Linked DNA regions of Homo sapiens: regions 1 and 2 are each linked to region 3. Evidence: read pairs that join two places in POLR2A ChIA-PET (ENCODE). Cell type or tissue: Panc1. All regions are shown on one strand. Each heading gives the region's core, and the rest is flanking DNA. Links, peaks and the distances in the headings are about the cores only. Region 1 has its middle 110 kb from the start of PHLDA1-AS1. Region 2 overlaps LOC105369844 (a long non-coding RNA gene). Region 3 overlaps LOC105369844 (a long non-coding RNA gene).

Evidence for each region. ChIA-PET counts read pairs that join two places held together with the same protein. Peaks named below come from ENCODE experiments on the same cell type or tissue, not always from the same donor. Only the 100,000 strongest peaks of a DNase experiment are listed, where the experiment ranks them.
Region 1: POLR2A ChIA-PET joins it to region 3 with 13 read pairs; 1 of 35 experiments calls an interaction of 5 or more read pairs at or near these places.
Region 2: POLR2A ChIA-PET joins it to region 3 with 7 read pairs; 1 of 35 experiments calls an interaction of 5 or more read pairs at or near these places.

The regions. Positions count from the first base shown.
Region 1 is chr12:75,919,814-75,927,069 of GRCh38, forward strand. No RefSeq gene overlaps it. Among named protein-coding and RNA genes, the nearest start is that of PHLDA1-AS1, 110 kb to the right of the region's middle. In Panc1, for the core only: no CTCF peak of the experiment used is centred there; no DNase peak of the experiment used is centred there; H3K27ac peaks cover 2,500 bases.
Region 2 is chr12:75,690,066-75,697,321 of GRCh38, forward strand. LOC105369844 (a long non-coding RNA gene) reads right to left here. Exons shown (of 16, transcript XR_007063375.1): 2 at 4,792-4,910; 3 at 4,535-4,705; 4 at 3,607-4,286; 5 at 2,838-2,927; 6 at 2,040-2,114. Among named protein-coding and RNA genes, the nearest start is that of KRR1, 180 kb to the left of the region's middle. In Panc1, for the core only: no CTCF peak of the experiment used is centred there; no DNase peak of the experiment used is centred there; H3K27ac peaks cover 2,383 bases.
Region 3 is chr12:75,581,380-75,588,635 of GRCh38, forward strand. All of the region lies in intron 9 of LOC105369844 (a long non-coding RNA gene), which reads right to left. Among named protein-coding and RNA genes, the nearest start is that of KRR1, 73 kb to the left of the region's middle. In Panc1, for the core only: no CTCF peak of the experiment used is centred there; a DNase peak (open chromatin) is centred at 4,192; H3K27ac peaks cover 1,288 bases.

The DNA.
Region 1 (7,256 bases), core at 1,930-4,429, 340 kb after region 3:
ATACCCAAAAAGGGCCAGGTGGCATGTGGAGCTCTTACAGCCTTTCCAACCATTCCAGTGCCAGCTTCTTATCCTCAGCAATAACCTGAGATGGGCTTCCTGCAGAGCCAGGTGCACATCCAACCATTCTCCTCTCTAGCTGTGAACACCAGCACAGCTTGCATTTCCTATGATACAACCCAGCTCCACAAATTCTAGGGGGTCTAGAGAGACCCTATTCAGATAACTTACTGACCACATAAGCACGTCAGGTGGTCACCCATCCTGCACCCTGCAAACAAGCCAGCTGAGGGACTATAAAAGGAACAGAGATGTCACCAGGAGGCTTATTATTGTGTTTTTAAATTTTATCCTGCCTCAGGCCACGTTTATCCAATGCAATTGGATACCTGATCCAGATAAAACCTTATTCCTCCCAGGGCTCTCTTAAGTGAGAATAAAGCCCCTTCCATCTCCATTGACAACCATTTTCATATGTTCTCGCACCTTCCCAATACATTACAAAAGGATATTTTAAATACGCAGGTGACCTCTTTACCAAAAGCAAGTGGGTAAAAGTTTGGAGCAGTGGCAAGCAGATGGTACAGTTGGTACAAATAGTTATTTAAATTTCTTATTTCAGCTCTTTTATCTAGTAAGTTTTTACTTCCAGCCTACCCAAAATAGGCCCTATGGATTCCCTACCAGTCAGGTGAAGTGGTTTCTCTGGAAATGTAAGCTCAGTGGTAAACTGAGTGATTTAAGATCTTACAAAGAGAGTATATGCTACTTCAAATTCAGCCCAGAAAGCATGAATGCCTTAAAACAATGGCTTCAGATTCTTTGGACCCTCTGTAAGAAATGCATTTTACTAGCCGGGCATGTTGGTGCATTCCTGTAGTCCCAGCTACTCAGGAGGCTGATGTGGGAGGACTGCTTGAGCTGGGGAGGTTGAGGCTGCAGTGAGCCATGTTGGCGCCACTGCACTCCAGCCTGGGTGACGAAGCGAGACTCTGTTTCAAAGACAAGAAAGAAATGCATTTCACATCACACTCAAGTCTACAATCCCACGTGGCTGTGTAACTGAAGCAAGTTTCATGAAACCGTGCTGACTTTTGCTATGCTCTATACAATTTTTTTCCTTAAAAAAAAAAAGAAAAAATGCTGGCCAGGCTTGGTGGCTCACGCCTGTAATCCCAGCACTTTGGGAGGTCAAGGCAAGCGAATCACAAGGTCAGGAGTTCAAGACCAGCCTGGCCAACATGGTGAAACCCAGTCTCTACTAAAAATACAAAAATAAAATTAGCTAGGCACAGCGGCAGGTGCTTGTAATCCTAGCTACTCAGGAGGCTGAGGCAGGAGAATCGCTTGAACTCAGGAGGCAGAGGTTGCAGTGAGCCAAGATTGCACCACTGCACTCCATCCAGGGCAACAGAGTGAGAATCCATCTCAAAAAGAAAAAAAAAAATGCTGCTGCAAGTTGAAGCTCACTGTATTGAGTTTATATCCCACTAATGAATTGAGGTTCACAGTTTTTTAAATCCTGCTTTATGTAATCCCAGCTACTCAGGTGGCTGAGGCAGGAGAATCACTTGAACCCAGGAGGCAGAGGTTGCAGTGACCAGAGATCGTGCCATTGAACTCCAGCCTGGGTGACAGAGCAAGACAGCAGCTAAAAATAAATTTAAAAAAAAAAAATCCTGCTTTAAATTATACTGAGGAAAAACTACTTTAAAACTCCCCGTCTTATTTATCTACTATCTAATGCCTCTCACTAAAAGGATAAACATCACACATTATCAGAAATGTCTTGTTATGTTTTAGGGGTGAGAGAAATGATAACAGGTGGGAGGATAAAAAGTAAATAGTACCAGATGGAAGTACCAGAAGGAAAATAACAAATAAAAACTTTTACAGAGATTGAGGAAATGGCCCCAAAACATCCTAAAAGTTATCTCATAACACGTTGTTCAATAAACAAGGTCTAACAGTCTTTTCTCAGTTCTTCCCAGGCGCTGTGGCAGGCCAATGATGGGGGAGGCTGGAGAGAGAAGTAGCTGGACTTCATGCTGCCTGCATATGCACCACCTCGGACAGACCTTGTACACACAGTTGGGGGGCTGAACAAACGGCCGGGGCTGAGGCTGCCTCTCTGTTCTTGCATCCAGGAGAGGGATGTCCGGGAGTCCAATTGCCAAGCTCTTACACAGTGCGATGGAGAAAGGCCTGAGCTCTCCTCCGTGGCCTTTTCACAGGAGAGGGAAGAGATTCCTACAGTGGAAAAGCAGGCTGGAGCACTGCGAATTTCTCTGGCCATGCCTTGTTTACCCAGCTTTAAAATGATGCAGATAAAAAGCAGAGTCAATAAGGAAAGTGGTTTATATTCAAGGATCTGAATTTTATTATTGGTAAATTGTAATATATCTTACATCCTTGCAGGGATAAAACATTCATAAACCACATTTCCCAGCTCCACCATTCTTCCATTTCCTCTCCTGACAGGAGAGAAGGGAGAGAGGGTGGAGAGGGAGAGAGAAAGTGAGAGAAGAAGGAAAAGGAGAAGGAGGAAGAGAATGAGGATGAGGAAAAGACAAAAAGAAAAAAAAGGAAGGAAGGCAGAAAAAGTACTAAAGCTAGAATCTAATCAGGTCTCCATTTAGTTTAACTCAGAAAATTTTTTCTTCTTTTAAGTGCACATGGGGCCAAAAATGTTTGAAGTCCTAGCTGCTTTTTTTAATGCAAAAAAGATAAAGATAATATACTTTTACTATCACATTGGGGATTAAAAGAAAAAAAGAAAAATATATTAAAAAATAGTAAAACTAATGTAATTTATACTAAAGTGTAAAATGTCATTTTAGTGTCTTTCTAGAAGTGATAAGGAGTAATCAGTGAAAGGTATGAAGATGACCAAACAATCAGATTTTGTCTAAAATAGGACCTGTGAATTTCCTACTCTTTAAATAACTTTCATCAGCCACCCACCCCATTGGCTTAGTTTCTTCCTCTTCTTTGAATCAATCCAAACATCCACAGGTCCCCATAGCTAACATGAGAGTTAATCATTTCTTTTCCCAAATGACTCTAATGTGTTTGGGCTGGGATAGGCAGACCAGTAAGCAGCCAGGATCACAGTAATTTGGCAAGGATGGTAGGCAAAGACTACAAATATTTTCTAGACAATTAAACCTAAAGTGAATTCAACCTCTCTCCATTTAATTCCAAAGGCCTCCAAGCCTTCTATGAATGACATCTTGATGCTCTTGAAGACATCATTTCAACTGATTGCCTTCTCTGTTTCTGTTGCAGGCATACACGTGAGCAGACTCTATTTCACCTCTAGGCAGGCAATGTTTTCAAGCCAATCATGATGAAAGTGCTTAACTTGAGATGAGTCTAAGATAAGTGTTTCTACTCATACCCCATTTTGATCTTTGAAATATAACTTAATGTTTTGTAGGTTATCAGCAGGGCCCACTTTACTGAATTTTCATCTCCCAGTAGGAATCCAAATTTATATAAGCTCCCAGTTAGAATTTCCTGACATCAAAAACTTAAGTGACTTTATATATATAACAAGTTCATTAAAAACTTCTGTTCAGGGTCAAAGCCACAGAGCCCTTCTCAGAAGTCACAGAGCTGGAAGCCACAGAACCCTCCTCAGAAACAGGAACATTCTCAGTAGTAGAAATCAGCTTGATGATAAGGAAAATATACAAGTTATATTCATGTCACCATAGAATCCAAATCATCAATGTGGCATTTCTCACCTCCCAGAACATCTTCCTAGTTTAGTTTTTCTCTGAGAATCGTCACGTCATGAATGTGCTACTAAGAGTCAGGAGAGCTGGACTTCAAAACACCAGCTTTGCCCATGACTAGCTTTGTGACTTTGAACACACTTTGAACACATCTGTAAACCTCTCTTGATCCCTGTTTTCTCAATCCCACAAGAGCACACACATACAAAATCTCATCTGAAAAATGCTGGGACTTGATTAGATGATCTCTAAAACCATTTTCCATTTATAACAACCTATTCTAAAACTAGGACTCATTTTATCCCTTAACAAAAATGTATAGGGCTAGAAATCCTCAAATTGTTGGAGTCCCCTAAGATGTAACAAATGCCCCTTGAATTTGAAACAGAGGTTCATGTTACACCAAAGCTTACAACCTTCAAATCAGGGTTATTTATTCCTGCTTTTTTCCAGTCAGTCAATAAAACTTATTGGACATCTGCTACATACCAGGCACTGTCTTGAGCCTAAGTGAACATCAGAGAGGGGGCAACAGGTTTAAAAGCCAGCAGCTGTATAAAGAAGTGGGAGATGGCAGAGAGAGCAGAGAAGAAAGAAAAAAGGAATATGTCAGCATATTTCTTCTGTTACCAAAACACTAGGGGTTTGGTCTAGGTCCCATTGCTCTCTGCACAGAAAGCCAATCACTGAGACAAGGAGTATTGCCAGGGAAGAAAGCTTATTCAAGTCCTGCATCTGAGGTGATGGGACGTTGGTCTCAAATCTATCTCCTCAACCAACTAAAAGTAGGGGTTTGCACAGCAAGGGAGAAATGTAACTGTGTGGAAAAATAGGAATTAGGGAGGAGTAAAGAAAAGGATTGGTCAACAGGAAGCTGGTGGTCAGTTAGGCAATCATGTCCAGGGAGGGATCTGGTGTCTCACTGTCCAGAGGCAGTGAACTGGTGAGTTTCAGTTCCATAATACTATCTGGGGAGCTTGCTGGTTGGTTTCCTGAGAAAGGAACTCAGATAAGACAAACGTCACTTTCTCAAGTTTTAAGACTGGAAAGGTCAATTTCTATGTTTATCCAAAATAAACCATAAACATCAGTTCTATGAGACAATTGCGCCAGTTTCACTTCCAGCACAGAAGCCTCAATTTATTTTTTTGCCATAAATACCAAAGAAGTTATAAGACACTAAGTGCTGAAAGGCAACTAGAAGAAGGTGTGCTTTTCAAAAGTTGACTATTATTTAGCAGTTTTAGGTTAATGGCAAAATTAAATGGAAAGTAGAGATTTTCCATGGACCCTGCCTCCCACATGTGCTCAGCCTCCCCAACATCTTGCATTGGGGTGGTACATTTGTTACAACTGATGAACCTAAAGGGATATGTGGTTGTGTTTATTTTTCAATGGATGAAACTCACATATAACAATGATCGCCAAAATACAAAATTGACATTTAATCTTTAGGATGTTTGACTAATCTGTTTCTCCCATTCTAACATTGGCTTTTAATCTTTAAGGAACCAGAGAGAAAAGAAATATGACCCAAGCTGCTTCTGAAAGTCTGGGGAACAACTGGTACACTACAGAGGCTCACATCAGGAGAAGAAAAAATCCCTTCAGCTACTGGAGTCTGAGCTACTTTGGGGTACTCTTTCTTCCAACTTTTCCCCTTCCTAACCCACTCCTCCCAGAACACATGTAGCCACACCAGACCAATCTTGTTCAACTTTTATGTAACAAAGTTGTGAGTTGCTTTTCAGTCACCATGGACCCCCAGGTTGAAGGTCATGTAACCTGAGCATGCCCAGATGAACCAAGCATGCCACTATGGGGAAATCTAAGTGCTCCAACAGAGGAGCAGGAACACGGGCTGTATTAAGTAGACACTGCATGGCAGGATCCAGGATCCAATCAGATTGAGTTCTGGCCTCACCTCATTGCAAGATCCAATCAGATCACACCTCATTACCCTATGCTTATAAAATCTGACCCAGCCCCCAGCTAAGGAAGACATTTTTGAGCATTTCCTTCTGTCTCCTTGACAGTCAACTTACAATAAACTTTTCTCACTGCAAAAACCCAGTGCTTCGGTGTTTGGCTTTCCATTGTGCATGGGTAAATGAACCCAGTTTGGTGTGGTAATACACACACACACACACACACACACACACAGTATCATTCTAACTCGGAGAGCCTCCATAAGATCTTTCTTTAACCAGGAGGTTGAGGACCATTTTCTAAGACCCCTCTTAGACCCTTGATAATCCTAATTTAGCCAGTACCCCAAGATGGGAACAAATACTATAGGGACTTTCAGAGCTAGGAGGCAACACACCTCTACAACAGGATGTTGTAAATTCTCCAAAACATGCATTTTCAAACTACATGAGACTTCCACCACCTAATCCACCAAGAATCAGATTCAGATACACCTCTGGAGTACCTACCACCCTCTTTCCTTTAGAATCACTTCCCTGGTAAGGCACAGAAGTTAAGTGGAAGTTGCTGAAATAAAATGACATGCTAAGAATCTCTGTTCTAGAAATCACTATCCACAATACAAATGTAGAAAATTAAAATAAATTCTTAATATTTCTCCATTCAGCTTACTATATACTCTAACCAAAATACTTTAATTAAAAGCTAAGTCTCCCGAGCCTGGCCAACCATGGTGAACCTGGGCCTGTCCTAAGTGGACAACACAGTGGCTACAAAGCCCCCGGCACCAGCATGGCCTTTGGCTTGCAGATGTTCATTCAGAGGAAGTTTCCATACCTTTTGTAGTGGAGCCTACTAGTGGCTGTGGTCTCAGGCTCCGTGGCCAGCTACAGGGTAACAATAGTGGAGTCAGAGAAATGCAACAACCTCTGGCTCTTCCTGGAGACCAGGCAGCTCCCCAAAGACATGAGCACAGATCAGCAAAGCTAGGAGAGTTCTATCCAGGGCACAGAGGATTGGGGGCAGGAGGAGGAGTCCTGGAACACAGTCTTCATGACCCCCAACTGCAGGCTGACCCTCCCCATACCCTAGGGTGCCCCAACCATATCCTCTGTCCACATGTGTGACCAGGCCTGACAAACCACTGCATTCAGCTGCTGCCCCAACCTGGGACCTCCCCAGGAGGTTGGAGCAGAAAGGGTTCTCCTTGGGGTGGTGGTTCTCCTCCAGGGTATCAGGACACATTATCTGCACTGCCAGCAGAGAGGGTGTGTCTGGGGAATGGGGTGGTAGGGGCTTGTGTACTCTGTCATTCCCTTTCTAACCCCTGGACCTCCGACAAGCCCAGGGTGACAGCTGGTGCTAGGGGTGTGAGGTTAATAAATGGCTTATCTGCCAGGCACAGTGGTTTACACCTGTAATCCCAGAACTTTGGGAGGCTGAGGCAGGTGGAGCACCTGAGGTCAAGAGTTTGAGACCAGCCTGGCCAACATGGTGAAACCCCATCTCTACTAAAAATACAAAAATTAGCCAGGCATGGTGGCGGGCACCTGTAATTCCAGCTACCTGGGAGGCTGAGGCAGGAGA
Region 2 (7,256 bases), core at 1,660-4,159, 110 kb after region 3:
GTTCCTATTATCAATTATCCCACAAGGAAGTAAATCCTGAGACAAGAAAGGAGGGCTTGGGAAATATATGTCAGTTACCGAAGACAAAGAGAACCTCTCCCTTTTCTAGGTGAGGGACTCATCTTAATGAGCAATGAAGCCTCAATACTGTAACAGCCAGTGCTAGTGACTGGGCATGGGGTGAGTTGCCCCTATAATCAAGAATAAAGCAAGCACCTGCCTGATGAGGAACCCCCAAAGGATTTGGAACAGAGGCGGCAATTTTCAGATGTTTTGTATAAGTTGCACTTCCCTTCTATTATCCTCAAACAATATGTTTTAAAATGCTCCAAATCCTAAAAATCTGAAAATGATTAAATGTAGTTCCTGGCCTCTCCTTTACTAAGAGAAATTAAAGAAAAAGGAGACGCCCAACTGCTGGAGTGCACATGTCTAGTGGAGTTGTTTACCCTTTCCCAAGTCCGAGGTGGCTTTGGCAGCAGCAATTATGGTTGGAGAAAACCGTGCCTGCAGTGATGTTCTCACAGACAGTTCAGTAGAAAAAGGCCAGCTGAAGAGAGATTCTGGAGCAACCAGCACCTGAGCCAGTGGTGTGGATGCCCTGCCATGAGGGCCTGCAGCAGCATGCAGTGAGAACATTCGGGATTTCCTTTTGAGAATGTCAAGTCATCACGGACAGCGGCTCATGAGTCAGACCTCACCCCGTGTATCATCGTCAGAACACCATCCATGGTGGTTTGGACCATTACGCAGTTTTAAATTGTTTTTGTTCTTATTCATTGTTTAATTTATATCTGTGGTGGATCATTGGTTAAAGACAGGAAGCAAAAGAACACTGATGTTGAAATACAAATTTATACGAAACATAAAAGAGATAATTCTATAAATTCCCTTAAGAGTTTCTTTAACCAAACCTACCAGTTGCATTGAACTAATCAAAATATTTATATAGCACATCACGCTCTCTCTAGTTCTACTTTTAGAATGTTGAAAGGGAAACTATTTTGCCAATAATATGGAATTTGGGTTTTTTGTCTAATGGGATTAAATATTATCCATAACAAAATGTTTTATTTGAGCATAGGCTAGGAAAATGACAACTGAAATCTTTTCTCTGAACCCATATTTTAGGAACAAAAATATAAAAATTATTTCAATAAAACACTTGTGTTTTTAAAAGTAAAATCCAAGAAATCCAAACATAAAATAAGCAGTTTTGTTGATGTCGCCACAAGTAGTTACATTTATATCTATATTTTAATATATATTTGGTCCCCAACTAAATATTATAGAAATCATTTTACATTTCAGATCTTTCAATTTTTTAAAACTAAAAAAAAATTTTAAATAAAATTTTAAAAAATTGATAGCAAATGTTACTTGTTAAGTGGGAAAACGTTAAAATGTATTTTATATAATAATTATTAAGATTATATTTAAACAATCAATTAAGACAACCATGTAATTTATCATCCAAACTAGAACAGTTTTGAGAATGGAAAGGGCTACTAATAATCATCATCCCAGGAGAATATATAAAATCCAGGCCTATCCTAAGGAAATGGGACTGTCGGTAATACTACTAAGAATATGATCTGTAATAACATCTTGGCCTTTTCATAAATTTTAAATTATTTATTATGCAACACATAAGATGATGAGATGATTTTTACTGTAGAAGGGATATATGCCAGAAAACGAACCTAAACTAGATTGTGCTATTTTAATCCAATTCCTTCATTTCACAGATGAAGATCATAAACCTAAATATGCTAAAAGGTATGACCAAGGTATGACACCTAAGCTAGAAGAAACTTTCATGCCTTTAAATTATAACTACTTGCTTGATGACAGATGACCGGGAAATTAAAAACATAATTTTAATAACTACTTCCTAAAATTATAACAAGTAATGTGAAATAATTAGCACCTTTAATAAAAATCTTGAAAAATAATTGTTATTGTCAATATTCTGAGATGTTGTACCATGCCTATTTATAGAAACTCTAATAATCAGTCCCAGTGGCAGAAAAACTTACCAAGGTTGTCAGAGGTGAGACAGACAGGTGTGGGCTGGTAACCTGAAGCAGCTGGTGATCTGAGCAGTTCCTCATCTGGAAGGTCATAGGAAAGGGAAAGTTCTCACACTGACAACTGAGCCTGCAAGCTCATCCCCACCAGTCCCGCAACATGGTGGCCTGCTTAAGTAACAATGACTGAGCCTGAGATGGTACAATGAAAGAACGGTAATCTTGTGCCCAGATGTAGAACATTCAGAATCTGGAGAAGTAGTGCCATCTGATTTGTGGAAACAGCCTAAAACAACAATACTGGGACAGAGGCAGATGCAATGGCCACTAGTAGCCAGATTAGACTTCAGTTCTCATTTCACCTTCCATTTGTAAACGGGTCTAACCTCTCAGAATTCAGCAAACCTCAGAATCCGTGGACAATTTGGGGAAGGAGTGCAATGGAGTTTTAATAAAAAGCTACAGAATACTCTGCTGAACAGTAGAAGGGGCATCTTGAGCAATTCTTTGGAAAAATTAAACATGACACAAAAGCCATTCACAAGTGGTGTTTCCATTATGCTTAAATTCAAATTGTGTAAAACCCAGTGAAGATAGAAAGGGAACTGGTAAATTGGACCATTATAGATCATTTTATGTGTATAATTGAATGATTCTTACATAATTTCAGCATATTAGTTGACAAATTAGAAAAAGAAGAAAATAAACAATGTTCGGTCTGATTAAAGGAATAAAGGCAAGAAGTAAGTAGAGTAATGAAGAGAAGTGAAATAAGACAATAATGATGAAGACAGATAATAATGGCACCTTAGCGGGAAAAGTCCTTCCATTGCTACTTAGTGGCAGTTTTTTCAATTTCTTTTTCCACAGTAAACTTTTCACACAGCCCTTTGAGTTCTACAAAAGAAAGAACACAAGATTTGAAGATGGAAAATTTGAACTTAAATCGTTGCTCCACCATTGACCTTGAGCCAATAACATTGTTTTTTTATCCTTGTTTCCCTTTACTGCAGAGGAGCAGGAATGCCTTACTCACAGGGCTTGTTGAAAGAAATAAACACAGTAATTATGTGAGCAGGTTCAACATACAGAAGGCCATCAAATATGTTAATTTCTTTTCAAGAATATTTAAAATAATCTTGAAGAATACTTTACAAGGAAGAATGTCTAAAAATATAAGAAACATTAAAGAAAAGAAAGAATCTGGAGAGTCTTACAGGGAGTTAGCCATTTAAAAGAGCTCATTAGCATTTCATAACCTTTCCAGTTAACAAGGTGCTGTTCTGAAGATTCTATCATTATATGATACACAAGTTGCAATTAATGAAATATGGAGAAATGAAAACTCTATTAGAAAATTGCCAGTTAGCAGGACAGGGATTGTAATTATTCCTCAAATAATTGTAATTTGAGGAAAAGCATTAATAATTAAAAGGTCAAGATGGTCCACCCCTTAGGAACCTAAGTAGCAGGGAGTTTATAATGCAAATTATAGTTTTTATTAGGTATGTGAGGGGAAAACTTCACCTCTGAGCACAAAAACTCTAAAAGAGGACAGACTATCTTTTTTACTTACCTGAACAGTTTCCTATTCTTCTTTTGTTTGGTCTAGACATTACCATCACCTTTCTAAGACGTTCATTGAATGTTATAGGTCCCAAGAATAAAAAAAGTGTAACTAATTGTGTAGCTAAAATAAAAACAATTTTTAAAGTAAAGAATAAAAAATAGGAATTAACGATGAGATACGACAGAATAAACAATAAAAGCCAAGTTTTCCAGGGTAGATCAGGGTCACCACTGTCACCATCAGCATTATAATATCTCCTTTATTAGCTGTTACAAAATCTAGAGCATTTCTTAAGATTCCTCCTAGAAAATTCCAGAAGTCCTAGAGATTATTTTAAATATGCTCATTATTAACCTCCTAGATACCACTTAGCACCTGTCATTTTTCTCTACCCCTGTTTCAACAGCTGTAGTAATGGCTTCTGGAGAAATGGCAGAATCAATGAGAATTAGCCAAACCAATTCCATGAACAATTCCGGTAAGTCATGTCCTCTCCATTTCTGCAAGTCAGGATTAGGCTGCTTCAGCTCACACTCCAGTGCTCCAACAAATAGAGAAAAGAAACATTCCTCATGCCTCTTGAACTGCCCTGCTGTAAAATCCATATGTTGAAAACATCTTAAGGCACTCCAATAAAACAATCTTCTTTTTTCAAATGTGTAAGTATTATGTTGAACAACTATGGTCTGTAAGAAATTAGAAAGCCGTTCTGTTTTGTTCTGCTGTCTTTATATTTATTCAATATTTGGGGGATTGTCCTTCCTCTGTCCCCTGGATAAAAACTTGGGCAGGCCACGGCATTTTTCAGGTAATTTTTAGGTAACACAAATAGTCAGTGGTGTACTGAATCTGCTTATACTAACTTGCAAGATTGCATGTATTTCTTCCTAACTCTGCATTTAGTGATATCATGTTGGAGACTTAAAATACTCACCTAGGTTGACAGAGAGAATATATCTTAAGAGGGACAGACCTCTGAATGGTACTGCTCTTCTCCCTCTGCCCAGATGACATCTCCATCCTCCCAACTGGTGCAAGTGTGTGGAAGGCATGGATGCAGTCAATATTGAAAGAGATCACATTCTAGGAGTGTAGTGATTATAGCCTACAAAGGTCAAGAGAAGACATGGTGTGAAGATCTGTTTTCTGAATGATAAATTTAACATGATGAGTAAATGAATTATTGCTCACATGTTCCTGCATGCTCTGGGTGAGATTTGCATTTTTGTTCATCAACAATGAAGCTCAGTATCATTCTTTGAAAGATTCACTGGACACCACTCTTCAAGGGCAGCAAGAAAGATGATACACTGTCATGAGTAATGAGGTAATCAATATCAAATAAGTTGTATTAGAGAATTGCAGAAACAAGATCTATACTGTTTCTATACAATTGAGTCCTGAAGAGTCATGGCCGAGTGAGTCATCACAGCACTGCTACATTTTTCTCACAGTGGGAGATATAAAATTGACAAGAAGTGGACTACAAAGACTATAAAGAGAGAGTTCCTGGATTTGAACAGGAAGAGACAATGCCTTAACACTGCAAGGAATCTTCTTGTGCAGTGACTGGACAATATGCAAACACCTAAGTGCTTCTCTAGATCTTCACCAATCAAGATAAATCACTACGCCTCACATGAGCCCATACATTTTCCAATACATTTTTTAAAGAATTGCTTTTATAGACAGGAGTCCTGCAAAAAAATATTTGCCAGTGTTTCATATACATTATGTGTGGCCAAAGGCTAAAGGATGGCTAAGTGACAAAACTTCTGCTGAACTAAAGATGGCCTCTACACTTGACACAGTCCCATGTTCTTTGGCCAGACTTCAGATCCCCGACAATCTCCTCTGTTAGGATAACTACTTTTCAGCAGTGGTTCCTTGACCCTTTATGAAATTAAAGCTCTGTTGGAACACCACACCGCCCCCCACCCCCACCCAAGCTATCCAAGCATGTTTTTACGTAGCTGAACACGCAATAACGTAGTCAACGATCTGCACTAACCTCAGTGACTCCTGCTTTACAAAGCCTTCCTTATTGATGTGTGTTTGGAATTGAATGAAGGAGAGGGAACAAAGACAAATTATGAGCAAGGAGAAAGGAGAAGGAAGCACAGGAGATTGCAGATCTAACACTGCAGAAGTTAGCCTAACAAAATAGAGGGCCCAGTGAATACATTTAGGAAAAGGAATATGGGTCTATGAAACTTTGAATACAGCGCCAATTCTGTCATTCCTCTGTTCCTCCACATATATAATTCCTCATCATTCTCAGGAAACTCCATTTCTTTCCCAGACAGGAGTGTTGGAATACATCTCCCTCTCCTACTAGATAATCCATAGAACACAACATCCTCAGCAGTACATTTCTGAACTTTGAGCTATGCTGACTAGAATACGAGGAGAATGAGTGGAAGACTTCGGTCCAAGGTGGGGCTTAGCCTCTGAAGTGTGGTATAGCCATGTTTACCATGCTTTCAGACCTTTCGCCATACAGATTAAAAATAGTGTAGTAAGAATGTGCTTATTGCCTATTTACAACTATATAACTTGAGGCTAATGACACAACGTGGCACCAGTGATGGAGTAAGAAACTGAAAGCAAAATTTGAATGTTAGATTTAGGTGACAAGGTTTGCCAAGCAAGTTTTTGCAATCATTTCAGTAATTATTCTGAAATTTTAGGGTGGCATGATTGAGGTCCAAAAAGTTCAAGATCATGATTGGTACTTCCTACAGCATTGCAGGTCCTCATGAGGCTGAGGACATTAGCCAAAGATCAAGCATGCCTTCTTTGAGGGAACCAGAGGAAACTTGATAAGCTGTTGTCATGGAGCATCTGCTAATTAATGCTACCTTGTCATTTTTGTTGAACGCTATCTCCATCTCTTTTAAGGTAAATGCAATAAAGTGTAATTCACATACAATCTATGTGCTTCAGTCTTCATTTTATTCTATTCTCAAGTCCTGTCTTCTGTAGACTTAATTCACACTCCAAGTCCCTACTTATTTTTCTGCATCATCTAGTGTATTACCATTGAACTCCAATGGGTTTTATACACACACATATGTACATGCACATGTGGATTCACACACATATTCCACGAACAAGAATTGATTTTCACAGTCAGCACATGATGCACATTTTACATCATGATCTAATAAAAACATACACATGTATAAATATAACTGAATAAATGTTTGACACACAATAATTATCCCAATACATATGACATATTCTGCTATTATCTATTTTATTTGTAATGCTAATATTCATGAACTGATTAGTTTATCTAATTATGGGTTTCAGCCTGTAATTTAAATCCATTTTGCTCTACATCCAACGTGCAGATTGTACCCTGGAATACATTGGTGAATAACCAATAAAATTCATTATAGAATTATCTGCTCTTCAGGCTCACCCCTCAGCTTTTTCTTTCTTTACTTTTTGGTCCAAGTGAAATAACTGTGCCAAGCATTTTACAGTATTCCCAACTAATCTCTGAATTCAAAAGGGAGGCATATATCCTCATTTTCAAGTAAATTTAAGAATTAAACACTTGTTCTGCCAGAAAGATAAACATACATATACCTACCTACACACACACACATACACATGGACAGAAATAAAGGCCTGGAAATAGATGCCCA
Region 3 (7,256 bases), core at 3,112-5,611:
TATGGCTATTGAATACATTCTGGTTATATTATTGGATTCATACAAAAATATCTTAACTTAAAAATAGCTAAAAAGCGCTGAGGCATTTTAAAGGTGACCTGGATTCTTGCTCGTCTCAAGCCACTTTATTTTTCCAGGTTGAGAATCATGTAGTATTGGCTTTTTAAAAAACTAGCAAAATATATATTTATCTTCTAACTAATGGATGTACAGCAGACAGAAAGTTAATGAGTATTGTCTTAGTCTATTTGGGCTGCTATAATAAAAAATGTCATAGACCAGATGGCTTAAACAACAGACACTTATTTTTCACAGTTCAGGAGGCTGGAAAGTTCAAGATCGAGGCACGGGCAGACTGGGTGTCTGGTAAGGGCCTGCTTCCTGGTTTGTAGACACAGCTGTCTTCTTGCTGTGTCTTCACATGGTGGAATGGGTGAAGAAGCTCTTTGAAGTCTCTTTTATAATGACACTGATGCCATTCAATGAGGCTCCCCACCGTGAACTCCCAAAGGCCTCACCCACAAATGCCATTAGGTTGGGGATTAAGTTGCAACATATAAATTTGGGGGAAACACAAGCATTCAGTTTATAGCAAGTATGAATACTTTCTGAAAGTTTCTGAAAGAAAATTCTACCATATTCTTACTTCAGCAACACTTTCACTTTTGAGCCAACCAAACCATTTTCCAAAATCTGTCATGTAATGTTAATTCTGTGAGGTTGAAGTTAGTGATTAGGGCATCAGCTTTGTGATCAGACAGAAAGGAGGTCACATCCTGGCTCCACCACTTTCTAGGCACATGAAATTGAACATGTTACTTCACCTTTCTAACCTCAGCTTTTCCATCTATGATACAAGAATAATAACAGCTTCCTTACTCACAGGTTATCGTAAGGATTAAGAAAGATCACATAGATGGCATGATTGTGTGGCAGAGAATAAACGATCAATACACGGTATAGCTATTATTATTTCTGATGAAATACACTTGCCATTATGTCTGCAAAATGGTCAATTTTAAGTCCATTTCAGAATACTGCATTTCATAAAGAAGTTCCAGGTTTTCACAATACCAACTGATTGAACAATCAGAGGAAATTTTTTGTGAAAGGCAAAATTTTGCTTGAGCAGTAAGTAGTCTTTTTCACAAGATTTTACATATACTGGAATAGTAATATTATCACAATGAGTCTCAATATCATCTCTCTTGTTGATGAAAGACTGACAGTTCACATAATTGTTGCCTTAAATATGGACTTATACGTTCAGAGTAACAGGGAAAAGAATGTGCTATTCTGTCAAGGATATGAGGGTGTTCTTGAAGCAAGTGTATCTTCAACATCTTGTCCAGCTGAAGGAATATAAACTTTGACAGCATCTCCAGCTGACAGCATCTAGAATTGAAGGGGCTGCTTCAGGGTTGGCACAGGTATTTACATCACCCTCTTCTGCACCCCAGCCCCTCGCCTCTTTTTTGGCTTCTCACTCCACTGATAACTGCAGGATCAAGCCTGGGAAAGCACATGAAAAATTCACCAACGCAGAACAATGCAATCATACAACAAGGTGACATTTTAGGTAACTTAAACTATAAGAAGTGCCTCCCGAGAAACAGGAAATTATATCCAAAGTAGTTTGAGGGAAAAAATAGTTTCAGGCTGGAGTGCAGTATCGTAATCTCAGCTCACTGCAACCTCTGCCTCCTAGATTCAAGAGATTCTCCTGTCTCAGCCTCCCCAGTAGCTGAGATTACAGGAAAAAATAGTTTTATAAGATTTTTTTTGGAGGTAGCTTCATGATTTAACATCATAAAGTGCCATGGTAAAAAAAAAAAATTGCAGATTTAGTAATGAGCAGAGAAACAGCCTCTTGAGTGATGCTCTAATTCACGACATGCCACTGACAATTCACTGAGCTGTGTATGCATATCTTTTCATTTCTGCACCGAAGTTATGCTCAGGAGTCTAAAAGCTGTTTTAAAATGCCAGGCTTCGAGGTGCTGTTCTCCTAAGACATGGCAGACCTATAATTTCTTCACATATTTACATAAATGGCTCCTGTGAATGGGGGAAGTCTTTATGTGGCTAACATTATAAACTTCTATTATGAAACAACTCATTACCCATTATCAGCCCCTGTCACCCAGTCTATGTATAGAGAAGGAGAGGAGAGAGAAATGTCATTAAACAAAAATGAAATTGCTGAAAAAAATGGAGCAGGAGACATTTGCCTAACTCTATAAATCAAAGGTAGTGGAGTATAACTTTATCTCATTCATATTAGGTCATTAAGCCAGAAAAAGCTGAGGAGCGGTAAGAACCTTGGTACTTAAAATGCTATAACCATTTAGTGCTCTCTCTCTCTCTCTCTCGGAGCAGGCTTTGTGATTTCTCTCCCTCCCTCCCTCCATCTTTCTCTGTCTTCCTCTGTCCCTCATGTGAAAACTCTGTTATTCAAAGGACAAAAGGAAATCTGTTTGAGAAGAAAAATTATTTTTCTTTCTAATCCATTATTCTTTTACAGTTGCAAAAGCTATCATATGATCCTTGTATTACACAGTAGCAATGAGTAGTAATAAGCACTCTAACAGAGCCTGGGCAACATGGCGAAACTCTGTCTCTACCAAAAACACAAAAATTAGCTGGGTACGGTGGCACGTGCCCGTGGTCCGAGCTATGTGGGAGACTGAAGTGGGAGGACAGCTTGAGCCCGGGAGGTAGAGGCTGCAGTGAGCTGTGATTGTGCCACTGCACTCCAGCCTGGGCAACAGAGTGAGATCCTGTCTCAAACAAAACAAAATACAACAAAACCAACACTCTAATAGATATCTCATCAAGCAGTTTCTTTGATTATAAGTATCTTCTAGACTGGATAATTAGATTTTCTTTATTGAGAAGCTATTTCTATCCATCGCTGTACATCAAGGTGTATAAAAATGAATTGATTTGAACTGTGTTTGTAAACTGAGTTTATTTTAGGATTCTGAGAAATTAGATTTGAGAGGACGGCTTGCAGAACTCTTTCATCGAAGGACAAGGAATCTTGGAAAAAAGCACATTGTAAGAGGAGAGGCTGGGTCCATAAGGTGACCTCTAGGAAAATGGGCTAGAGCACCAGGGTGGAAATGATTTTCAGACAAGACGGTACTTGATTCTCAGGTTATCATTTTCCCAGCACCCATGGACTCACTTCCTGAGAGCAGCCTCCTCGAGTCCACAACTTAAACGGTGCTTTCTCTATTATTCTTCCACATAGCATCTGCAGTCTTCCTTCCTAGTAAAATACACATTTGTTGGTGTGTTTACAAGCTAATGGTTGTTTCTTCTACTTGACTATAGGCTCTGTTAAGTTCAGCCTAACGCTGTCTCCTTACATATTTTAGGTTCAACCTAAGGGTTTCTTTGTATGCCATGAACTATAACAAGTGGAGGTGTATACAGACTGTAGCCTGCACTTGTGCCAATCACTGAGCTTTGGCCAATCAAACGTAGCCAACTGTTCAAACCGTGTTCAAATAAGGCAAATGCCAAGCTGTAACCAATCCAGCTATTTCTGTACCTCAATTCTGTTCTCTATATGCCACTTTCCATTTTTTGTCCATAAATCTTCTTCCACACATGGCTGCGCTGGAGTCCCTGAGCCTACTCTGGCTGGGAAGGCCATCCAATTCGCGAATCGTTCATTGCTCAATTAAATCCCTTTCAATTTAATTCAGCTGAAGTTTTTATTTTATCAGTTCCAAGAGGCCAGGCACCATGTCTGTCTTGCTGTCTACTTTTTTCCTAATACCTCATTCATTTATCTGTTGACCAAATGAGCAGATGAATGCGTAAGTTCTAGGGAAAGGGAAGCTTCAATAAAAAGAATAAAGGACAAAAAATCAGGTACACTAAGAGCGAAAAAACAACTCTGTTAGTTTCAATGACATTAATAAAAGTAGGACATGGCACTTAGTGCAGATATATATACACTAGCCCCCACTGATTTCAGTTTAGCTTTTGGTGCTTTCTATTATTCATGGTCAAAACAGTCTAAAAATAATAAATGGAAAAATTCCAAAAATAAGCAACTCATAAATTTTAAACTGTGTGCTATTCTCCATCTTGCTTGGGATGTGAATCATCTTTTTTTCCAGCGTTTTCATGCTATACATGCCACCAGCCTATGAGTCACTTAGTAGCCATCTCAGTTATTAGATCAACCATTGTACTATCACACTGCTCGTGTTCAAGCAACCCTTATTTTATCTAATAATGGCCCCAAAGTGCAAGAGTTGTGATGCTAGCAATTCAGATATGCCAACGAGAAGCTGTAAAGCGCTTCCTTTAAGTGGAAAGGTGAAAGTTCTCAACTTAAGGAAAGAAACAAAATCAAATGCAGAGGTTGCTAAGATCTACAATAAGAACAAATCTTCTATCCAGGAAATTGTAAAGAAGGAAAAAGAAATTTGTACTAGTTTTGCTGATGTACCTCAAACTGCAAAAATTTATCACAGTGTATGATGAGTGCTTAGTTAAGATGCAAAAGGCATTAAATTTGTAGGTGGAAGCCATGAACACAAATGTGTTCCAATGGATGGCAGTTGGGTTCTGTCCTATCCAAGGTTTCAGGCATCCACTGGGGGGTCTTGGAATGTATCCTCTGCAGATAAGGGGTGACCACTATATCTTGGGCACTAAGCATCAGGAACATTTTCCCAGACATCAGATGCCACCACCAGCAGCAAAGATCCTGTTGCTGGAAAAGGGAAGGGGAGGAAGATATAGCCACACTTGGGCTGTTAATAGGAATAGGATAAAGCAATGAAGGAGACAGAGGAAAATAGCAGAGAAGATTGTTTTTAGAGTTCATATGAGATGTCCCAGGAAACTCTCAGAATCATTTGAAAAATTTTTGAGAAAAGCTAAAATTTAACACTTATAAATTTATTTTGAGATTTTACAATCAGCCTTAAAAACATTAACTAACTTATTGCTAAGAGAGAAAGGCAGCTTATAGATGAGCACATATACATTAATGCCTCCATGTGTATGTTCATGTTGGAAAGGACGTAAGTTTTTTTTCTTGTTTCCTTGAAAGAAAGGCTTCAGGACAGAAATTCCTTACAAATACTTATAGTATTAATAGTTATTTTTGAGAAGTGAGATTATAAGTGATTTTAAGATACATGTATATCTTTGTTTGTCTGTATTTTCTATTTTCCCTTCATTGCACAAGAAATCCTTGTAAACATTTCAAGAGTTTTAAAGATGTGCTTTCTTTTGAAAACTGATAAGAAAGGAAAAACAAATCATGCTTACTTCAGTGGGTTTACTTGAGGAATGGAGAAGAAAAAGTAGAAGACCACAGAATCACTTATAAAAGCAGGGATGTGATGGCCAAGCAAGACAACACCACAGCATAGTTCCTGCTTGCTGTGTTCTTTCCTGCAGGTGAGCAGTTCCACTCTAAGCTCGTCTATGAGATGTGAGGCCAGTCTAGATTTGGGTTTTTGGCTCTTGGTGTGGTCTCTGCTCCACTGCACAGAGACAATAAATAGAAATATCAACAATTCAGTGTGGAGCCATTGCCCCCATTTTTGCATTTTCTCTTTCCCTATAAGACCTTTCTATCATTGACTCCATTGAGGGCAATTTTGAGAGATATTGGGATCCCTGGCTTAGAACCTTTGACAGTGTGCCCTGATAGACTCTCTTTGGTCAGAATTTTTTTGCGAGTTTCATAGAATCGTCTCATTTATATGCACTTAAACACCTAAAAACATTCAAGAGAAAAATAATAATAATAATTTAAAAACCACACCAAAACACCTCAAATATTGTTGCATGTCGCCATTCACCCTCGTCCTGATACTATTTTGTCAGATTTGTCTGCCTTGGTTGCTGCCTTCCTCTCTCATGTCTCCTATTTAGGCAGAAAAAAAAGGGTTTCTGGGGAAATAAAAGTAAATATGGTAAATGGAAAATGGAATTGGATAATGAATGATAATATGTAGCCTTCTAACTAGGTCAGGTGAGAACGGTTCCTTTAAAACACCATCTTCCCCTGGGCAATGTGGGACCTGCAGGCACCTCTTTGCCTTTGCTTACAGCAGCCCTTCTGCCAGTAATGTGCTTCTGCAGTTGGCCTGGTTGCTCTTTCTCATCTATCCAAAGAGTGATAGACATCTGCCAGCTTTTGATTATGCCCTGAGGAATCTGTTGCAACAAACGAGTAACAATTTGAAGGACTGAAAAGTAAAGGCAATGACCTAACAGTTCTCAGGACAGGAAAAGCTGAAGGTTAATGGCTTTCTCCCATTACCGCTTCTAATTTTTGCTTTCTATTCAGTTATATTAGTCTTAGTGTCATAATTAAACAACAACAGCCACCATAACAAACAAGGTTTGCCAACCCCCAGAACAAAGAGTAAGCCTTTCTTGAGTACCCATTCTTTACTATGCTTGGCTCTGGACTAGAGATGAATGATTTCAGATCTTTGATGGCAAGGCTTTGGGCCTTTTAAAATACAAACTGATGAGTCACAGAAACAAATGAAGTTGGCTTTACTGAAAGTAGTTTTTACTTCAGATGCTCTGTTTCTCACCATGCCCCATGGCCTTCTTCTGAATATTTCCTCTGCCTACAAAGTGGCTTAACATCCCTATGCATGACAGTGTGTCATCTGTTGATAACTTATATAATAATGTCCCCCCCGGTAATAGTTGAAAACTAAAAAGCAAACAACAAAAACTATCAGTTACTGTGGAGAAGATGGGGAAAATTAAAAATGTATTCAGAGAATGGTGAGGCGTATATAGACCACATCTGTAATAGTCCGTTTTCACGCTGCTGATAAAGACACACCTGAGACTGGGTAATTTATAACAAAAAGAGGTTTCATTGACTCCCAGTTCCACATGGCTGTGGAGGCCTCACAATCATGGTGAAAGACAAAGGAAGAGCAATGGGACATCTTACATGGTGGCTGGCAAAGAGAGAGAATGAGAGCCAAGCGAAAAGGGAAACCCCTTATAAAATCATCAGATCTTGTGAGACTTATTCACTACCACGAGAACAGTATGGAGGAAACCGCCACCATGATTCAATTATGTCTCACCAGGTACCTCCCACAACACATGGGAATTATGGGAGCTACAATTCAAGATGAGATTTGAGTGGGGACACAGCCAAGCCATATTAACACACTCAGAGGGATTCTGGGGTAACTTTAAGTAGACTGAATAAACCCTTCCTCTCCCTAGCCCACTCAAAA